2 separate regions of the Homo sapiens genome follow, and region 2 is linked to region 1. Evidence: read pairs that join two places in POLR2A ChIA-PET (ENCODE). Cell type or tissue: endothelial cell of umbilical vein. All regions are shown on one strand. Links, peaks and the distances in the headings refer to the core of each region. The heading gives the core; the rest is flanking DNA. Region 1 holds the start of LOC124902788 (a long non-coding RNA gene). Region 2 overlaps LOC124902789 (a long non-coding RNA gene).

Region 1 (4,405 bases), core at 254-4,253:
ACCATTTATTAAATAGGGAATCCTTTCCCCATTTCTTGTTTTTGTCAGGTTTGTCAAAGATCAGATGGTTGTAGATGTGTGGTATTACTTCTGAGGGCTCTGTTCTGTTCCATTGGTCTATATCTCTGTTTTGGTGCCAGTACCATGCTGTTTTGGTTACTGTAGCCTTGTAGTATAGTTTGAAGTCAGGTAGCATGATGCCTCCAGCTTTGTTCTTTTTGCTTAGGATTGACTTGGCAATGCGGGCTCTTTTTTGGTTCCATATGAACTTTAAAGTAGCTTTTTCCAATTCTGTGAAGAAAGTCATTGGTAGCTTGATGGGGACAAACAACCCCATCAAAAAGTGGATGAAGGATATGAACAGACACTTCTCAAAAGAAGTCATTTATGCAGCCAACAGACACATAAAAAATGCTCATCATCACTGGCCATCAGAGATATGCAAATCAAAACCACAATGAGATACCATCTCACACCACTTAGAATGGCGATCATTAAAAATACAGGAAACAACAGGTGCTGGAGAGGATGTGGAGAAATAGGAACAGTTTTACACTGTTGGTGGGACTGTAAACTGGTTCAACCATTGTGGAAGACAGTGTGGTGATTCCTCAAGGATCTAGAACTAGAAATACCATTTGACCCAGCCATCCCATTACTGGGTATATACCCAAAGGATTATAAATCATGCTGCTATAAAGACACATGCACACGTATGTTTATTGCAGCACTATTCACAATGGCAAAGACTTGGAACCAATCCAAATGTCCATCAATGATAGACAGGATTAAGAAAATGTGGCACATATACACCATGGAATACTATGCAGCCATAAAAAAGGATGAGTTCATGTCCTTTGTAGGGATAGGGATGAAGCTGGAAACCATCATTCTCAGCAAACTATCAGAAGGACAAAAAAAAAAACAAACAAAAAAGCAAAGTATCCCAAGGACAAAAAGAACACCACATGTTCTCACTCATAGGTGGGAATTGAACAATGAGAACACTTGGACACAGGGTGGGGAACATCACACACTGGGGCCTGTCGTGGGGTGGGGGACAGGGGGAGGGATAGCATTAGGAGATATACCTAATGTAAATGACGAGTTAATGGGTGCAGCACACCAACATGGCACATGTATACATATGTAACAAACCTGCACGTTGTGCACATGTACCCTAGAACTTGAAGTGTAATAAAAAATAATAATAAAAATAAATAAAAAATAAAATAAAATAAACCACAAAAAAGAAAAAAAGAAAACAAAACAGTTTTCCTTAATTCTTCTTCTTCCATTTCTAGGAGATATTTTATTTTACCCCTTTATGCAATTAGAGATATACCTTCCCTGAATTAGAGTATCACATTGTAATATCTTAGAAGTGTAGAAATCCTGAGGTTATCTAAAATGCAAATTTCATTAAAGTAGGATTTTTTGTTGGTTTTATTTACTGCTGAATCCTTAAGGTCTAGCAGACTGCCTGGCGAGTAAGAGCTTACTAGACCTTAGTAAGGGCTCAGTGAGTACTTGAAGAAATAACTAAAGGAAAGCCTGGCTTCCGACACAATTAAGAAATATCTGGCTCCTGTGCTGGGACTCAGTTTTCAGTCTTGACTTTAAAGCTTATCAGTTTGGGACATATCATCACTTGTAACTCAGCTTTCCTATCTTTAAAATAGAAGATATTAAAACATAATTCACTTATCCCAAAAAATTGTAAGGATTAGTTATCCTTCAATGTATTATAATTTATTTAATTACTGTGTATTAGACTTTGAGAATATTATGTGGATTTATCCTTCAAAGAACTTAGAGTCTAATGGAGAAAGCAGAAACAAACAAACAAAAAACAATTGTAGAGCCATGTGGTAGCTGCTATGGCAGTGACATTTTTGTCCTGCTATGAATATTCTCTACACAGCAGACAGAGTAGTGAGCCTTCCAAAATCTAAATCTGATCATGTACTTCCACTGCTCAAAGTTCTCCACTGTTTCCTTTATCTTTAGAACAAAAATGCAAACTTCCTTCCTTGGCATGACATGCTCTGCCTACTCAGATTATATCTCCCACCGTGGTCTGTTATATTCATGGCTCTCAGCCATACTAGCCTGTGTTGCTTTCTGAAGATACTAAGCATTTTATTGCCTTGAGGCTTTTTTTTTTTTTTTTTTTGGCAACTGTTACCATTACCTGAAATTCTCTTCCTATGACTACCTGTGATTCTAATAAAGCAAACTTTTCCCATCTCTTCACATATCACAATATAAGCTCCTCAGTTTCAAAGACTGCTTTCTTCACTGCTTTATCCCCAGTACTCAGAATAGGCCTGGCACATGGTAGGTGTTTAATAAATATTTGTTAAGTGAGTGATTGAAACTCCAATTTAGTGGCATTTCAGATGGAAGTGTCAATTAATGCATGTAACTGGACAATAAGCATTTTTAATACAAAAATCAACTAGGTGGTGCATGGTGGCTCATGCCTGTAATCCCAGCACTTTGAAAGGCTGAGGCGATTGGATTGTTTGAGGTCAGGAGTTCGAGACTAGCCTGGCCAACATGGCTAAACCCCATCTCTACTAATAATACAAAAATTAGCCAGGTGTGGTGGCATGTGCCTGTAATCCCAGCTATCTGGGAGGCTTAGGCAGGAGAATCACTTGAACCTGGGAGGCAGAGGTTGCAGTGAGCCGAGATCACGCCACTGCATTCCAACCTGGGGGACAGAGAGAAAATCTGTCACACACACACACACACACACACACACAATCAATTAAATTAATAAAGAGCTATACTTTCAGCTTCTGTTTGAATGCCTGAAATCATAATAATTCCCTAAAAGGCAGTGAATCCCACCTTTAGGAAGAGCTAATGATTTTTAAAAACTGCCTTCAGCACACAACTCAACAGCAAAAAACCAAACAACATCAATACAAATTGGGCAAAAGACTTAAGTAGACATTTCTCCAGACAAGAGATACAAATGGCTAACAAACACATGAAAAGATACTTAACATCACTAATCATTAGATAAATCCAAAGTAAAACCACAATGAAATACCATTTCACTCTAATTAGGATAGGTACCATTTAAAAAATAAAAATAAAAAATCGATGAAATAGCAAGTGTCAGTAAGGAATGATATGGTTTGGCCATGTCCCCACCCAAATCTCATCTTGAATTCCCACATGTTGTGGGGGGGACCCAGTGGGAGGTAATTGAATCACGGGGTCAGGTCTTTCCTCTGCTGTTCTCATGATAGTGAATAAGTCTCATAAGACCTGATGATTATGTAAGGGGGAGTTTCCCTGTACAAGCTCTCTTCTCTTGTCTGCTGCCGTGTGAGACGTGCCTGTCACCTTCTACCATGACTGTGAGACCTCCCCAGCCACGTGGAACTGTGTCCAATAAGGCTTTCTTTTGTAAATTGCCCGGTCTCAGATATGTCTTCATCAGCAGTGTGAAAACGGACTAATATAGGATTTAGAGAAATTTGAACCCTTTTGCTCTGTTGATGAAAATGTAAAATGGTGTCACTATAGTGGGAAATAGTATGCTGGTTCATGAAAAAATTACCATAGGATCCAGAAATTCTATTCCTGGGTATATACTAAAAAAAAAATGGAAAACAGAAGCTCAAATAGATATTTGCACACCCATGTCGATAGCAGCATTATTCACACTAGCAAAAAGGTGTAAGCAACTCAAGTTCCCATTGAGGAATGAATGGCAAAATAAAATGCAGTAGACACATATAATGGAATATTATTCAGCCTCAAGAAGGAAAAAAATTCTGATACATGCTACAATGTGGATGAACCTTGAGGACATTATATTAAGTGAAATAAACCTGTAACAAAAAGTAAAATATTTTTGTCCAGTTTCAATTATGTGAGGTACCTGGAATAATCAAATTCATAGAAACAGAAAGTAGACTGGTAGCTTCCAGGGTTAAGGGAAGTGGGGAATGGAGAGTTATTGTTAATGGTCTCAGAGTTTCAGTTTCGGAGGATGAAAAAGTTCTGGATATGGATGGTGGTGATGGTTGCACAATGTGAATATACATAATGTGACTGAACTGTACATTTAAACGTGGCTAAGATAGGCAATTTTATGTTGTGTGTATTTTAACACAATTTAAAAAACTGTGTTCAGCTAAAATATGCCAGTCGGAAAATGTTATCTGAAGGACCTTGTTTTATTCCTCTGGTTACAGGAGGAACCTCTTAAGATATTAATTGAAACATTTGAAGGCAGTAATCAGTGATTGAATCAGGAAGTTCCAAGTCATCTATTTTCCCGACTAATCTTCCCCATTCGAGTGCCTGTCATCTTTCCTACTTGAGCTGGTTTCTTGGTTGCTGTTCTCTGTCTGTCATCCAATTCGGGAATGCCAGAGAC
Region 2 (4,405 bases), core at 229-4,228, 61 kb before region 1:
ACAACATTTGGTCTTCCTATCTATAAGTGTGGTACACCTTACTATGTATTTTAGTCTTTAATTTCTCTCAGGAACATTTTAGTCTTTTCAGTGTAGAGCTCCTGGGAATCTTTTGTTAGATTTATTATTAGACATATCTTCTGGCAACACTGTAAATGTAATTTAAAAATATATACTTTCTATTGTTTGCTGTTATTGTATAAGAATAACATTGATTTTTGTATGTTAACCCTATATCCTACAATCATGCTAAATTTATTCATTAGTTTTAAAATTCCTCCGCTTTTACTGACATAAAAAGTCATATCATCCACAAACAGGAACATGTTTGCTTCTTCCTTTTCAATTATTACATCTTCTTTTTCATTTTTTGGCCTTTATTGCAATGTCTAGGGCCATTGATAATTTTTGGATATCATTTGTATGATGAAAAATGAAGTGCACTCCCAGTGGCCTTTTGAACTCCCTTCATCCTCTGACTTTTACTCAAAATACTACCAAATAGATTAAAAGCACTGATTAAAAATTAGTCTCTTATACTTACAAATGTAAGAACACGAACAGATTTAGTGCAAAGATGGACAAATATTTTTGTTGTGCCAAGAATACAATAATGGAGTATGTAGCATGTGATATGTTAATACCTACTATTTGCATGTTATTTCATGAATTTGAAGATACTTTTGTATCTTACACATAAGTGTACATAAAATAGTAAACACAAAATTCCAGGGATGTAGCCAGTTTGATGTTTTAAAAATCCAGCTTCTGGTGGCAGTGTAGATTTTTTTCATAACAAGTCATGGGAAATAACCATTAAGTGATGATATTTGGTGAAATAAGGAAGATCCTACGGTCTAACTCAGTATAACATATTCACCCAAAACTAAAAACCTCCAGCTCTGAGTTGCAGCATTAATAAAAGAAACAAGCAATCACAGTGGGCATACTCAAGAGTTCTCAGAGAAGAGTTACCTTTCTAGAACTTGCTCATATTTCTGTAGTGGCTTATAAGAATAGAAAAATCAGTCTTCGTTTTGAGCACTTGCCAAAAAGTTTTTGCAGTTAGTACGGCCTTATTCAAAGAAATGACCATCTTGACAAGCATTAGTGATGATCATTATGAGACACAGAAGAAGCTTAGTGGCAGTGAAAAAAAAAATGGAATCAGAATTAGGATACTGAAAGTTCCCTTAGCCAACAAGCAAAACTTGGTATTAACTGCCCAACGTGTGGCTATATCTGCTGTTATTGGTAGAAAAGTGCATGTGTGTTTGCATGTCTGTTGACCGTTTGTGTATAGTTCATTCCATACCTTGAATGTAACTTGTTTGATAACTAATTCTTTTTGTTGACTTTTACACATCTTGAATTACTGTATTAGCCTCTAACACTCAATCTAAGTACAGCCATCTGATACTTGCTGTCAAGATCAATAGGTAGGAGGGGGTACCTTTTAGGTGCTCTGCCTGTCTCACTTTCCCACACATCATTACATTTTCCCACTACATTTATCTGAGCACCTTTGGAATTTCTGGCTATAAAGCTAAAAAAGTTCTAATTTTCTCATCTGTAGAAATTGGAATAATAGTAGTTAGCTATTTTGCAAGTCCTGCTATATGCAAAACAATATGCTAAACACTTTACATGTTTATCTTAAGGTAATAGTACCCATCTTCTAGGGCTGCTGTGAGGATTAAAATAGATGTATGTGAAGCACAAAATCCAACCCCTGAGACAAAATGAATATGAAGTAAGGCTTAAGCATTAATTAATGATATTAATATGTTTCTACTATTAAGATGGTTTGTTTGACAAGAGTCACATTAATATCCAAATCGATCATTTTATCAAAATTACATGCAATACTATGGTATTTATCTTTACATATGCAACTGTGTGTCTGAAACTGTTTCTTAAGGCTAAAACTCTTAGGAATGGAATTACTGTTGAGACTCATTTAGTTGCAAGTAATAGGAAGCATCTTGAGCTCTCCTTGGGAAAAAAAAAAAATTTCTAGATTCAGAGGTGAGTGATGGGCCTCTGTGATTGTCAGGAAGGCAGCTGGAACTGTGCAGGTTCCAGAGCCAGGAACTGAAAAACTGTCAGAACTTCCTCTCCATCTCTTGTTTCTCCTGTCTGTGCATCTGTGGCATTCTTCTCTCTCTTGGTAGGCAAGTTTCCACTGTTTTTCTTGTTCCACATGATAGGAAGCATGACCTTGCAGCAATTCCAGAATTTATGCATCATCGGTCCAGCTACATAACAAGAGGCCAAATCTCTCTCTTTCTCTGTTACAATTTAAAAATCCAGAGGACGGGGCTCAGTGCTTACTCCTGCCTATGTAGCTGTGGCTGTGGGGAAAGACACCCATCACTGGGGGCTTCTCTTGAGGGTGGGCAGACAGGGTCCAGAACAGAGTGCCTGGCAAGCAACTCTGTTTCCACTCTACTGGGTCAAAGTCCATGCACATAATACTTTTTTTTTCTTTTCTTTTCTTTTCTTTTTTCTTTTCTTTCTTTCTTTCTTTCTTTCTTTCTTTCTTTCTTTCTTTCTTTCTTCTTTCTTTCTCTTTCTTTCTTTCTTTCTTTCTTTCTTTCTTTCTTTCTTTCTTTCTTTCTTTCTTTCTTTCTTCTTTCTTTCTTCTTTTTTTTTTTTTTGAGACAGACTCTCCCTCTGTTGCCCAGGCTGGAGTGCAGTGGCATGATCTCGGCTCACTGCAACCTCCACCTCCTGGGTTCAAGTGATTCTCCTGCTTCAGCCTCTGGAGTAGCTGGGATTACAGGCGCCCACCACCACATCCAGTTAATTTTTTTTTTTGTATTTTTAGTAGAGACGGGGTTTCACCATCTTGGCCAAGCTGGTCTTGAACTCCTGACTTTATGATCCACTCACCTCGGCCTCCCAAAGTACTGGGATTACAGGCATGAGCCACACTTTTAATGTATATTCCCAGATTTCTCTCCAAAATGATTTATCTTTATATTTCTACTAATGGTATATGTGAGCAGCTGTTTCTAAATAAAAATAACATCTCTCCAGTCTGTTCTATAACATCTCTCCAGTCTGTTCTATAACATCTCTCCAGTCTGCTCTATTACATTCAAGTCTTTCAACTGTAATCATCAATGAAGGTAAATAATATATTAGAGAGGGAGAATCTAATGTTATGTCTTTTTCCTAAGGCAAAACATCTCTTCTACATCTTAAACTCCTGCCTAAACTCCTTTCTTAACATCTCCTTCCCTTTTGCCCCTACTTTTGGGCAGCCTCAAAGGAGCTAGGCTCATCCCTCAGCCCCAGCCACTCTCCCAAGAGGTTTACCAGCTCTCATAATTTCATTTAGCACTTTTGTAATAATGATCTTCAAAATCTAACTGCTCTTCTCTTATGTCATTAATAACACATTCTTTTAATATTTATGGTCAGAAACTGAGACATCGACTTCGACTTCTCCTTTTCCCTCCTTGGCTATATCCAATCTCTTACCAAGATTTTTTGGTCATATACATAGGTGTCTTTGTTTCTTTTTTTTTCTTTATTTTTATTTTTTTGAAATGGAGTCTTGCTCTGTCGCCCAGGCTGGAGTGCAGTGGTGCGATCTTGGCTCACTGCAAGCTCTGCCTCCCGGGTTCACAGCATTCTCCTGCCTCAGCCTCCCGAGTAGCTGGGACTACAGGTGCCCGCCACCACGCCCGGCTAAGTTTTTGTATTTTTAGTAGAGATGGGGTTTCACCGTGTTAGCCAGGATGGTCTCCATCTCCTGACCTCGTGATCTGCCCGCCTCGGTCTCCCAAAGTGCTGGGATTACAGGCGTGAGCCACCGTGCCCGGCCGGGTGTCTTTGTTTCTTTTTTGCCTGCCACCTCTCTCTGTAATTCAGTCTACAGGCAAGCAACAAATGTTAGATCCTCAGATCCCAAGTTTAGATTTTACATTTGAGTCATATTCGATAACTGACTCTTTTAGCCCCAATTCCAAATTCTCTGAGTGGGTCATGTACCTATTTCTAGATCAGTTAGGTATGGCCAAGGGTGAGGGTCACATAGCAGAAATATGAATGGCTGTTGGTCCCTATAGGTGGGATGTGTTGTTTCCAAAACAGAGGGTCTGAGAGGAAAACTCCATAGGAGGCCATTAGCTGAATCATTGAAACATCAGAGAAAGAAATTCAAATGTTATCAGTTACCAGAATTTGGGAAATATTCAGTATCTTTTTGATGAGCTTTCAGTTCAAATATAGATTTCCTGAGTAAATAAAGCTTAATTTTATGCTGGAAATTTTTATATAATTATTTGATGAAAAAATAATAAAAATGATAACAATATTTTTAAAAAATAACAAGATAATTTTTTTTGAAAGTGAAAATAATACAAATGGAAAAGGATACATCATTCTATCTTCC

Evidence for each region. Peaks named below come from ENCODE experiments on the same cell type or tissue, not always from the same donor. Only the 100,000 strongest peaks of a DNase experiment are listed, where the experiment ranks them.
Region 2: POLR2A ChIA-PET joins it to region 1 with 8 read pairs; 2 of 35 experiments call an interaction of 5 or more read pairs at or near these places.

The regions. Positions count from the first base shown.
Region 1 is chr11:128,373,836-128,378,240 of GRCh38, reverse strand. It overlaps LOC124902788 (a long non-coding RNA gene), which reads left to right and starts at 4,227. Exons shown (of 2, transcript XR_007062947.1): 1 at 4,227-4,405. In endothelial cell of umbilical vein, for the core only: no CTCF peak of the experiment used is centred there; a DNase peak (open chromatin) is centred at 1,990.
Region 2 is chr11:128,435,162-128,439,566 of GRCh38, reverse strand. All of the region lies in intron 1 of LOC124902789 (a long non-coding RNA gene), which reads right to left. Among named protein-coding and RNA genes, the nearest start is that of MIR6090, 85 kb to the left of the region's middle. In endothelial cell of umbilical vein, for the core only: no CTCF peak of the experiment used is centred there; a DNase peak (open chromatin) is centred at 2,166; H3K27ac peaks cover 233 bases.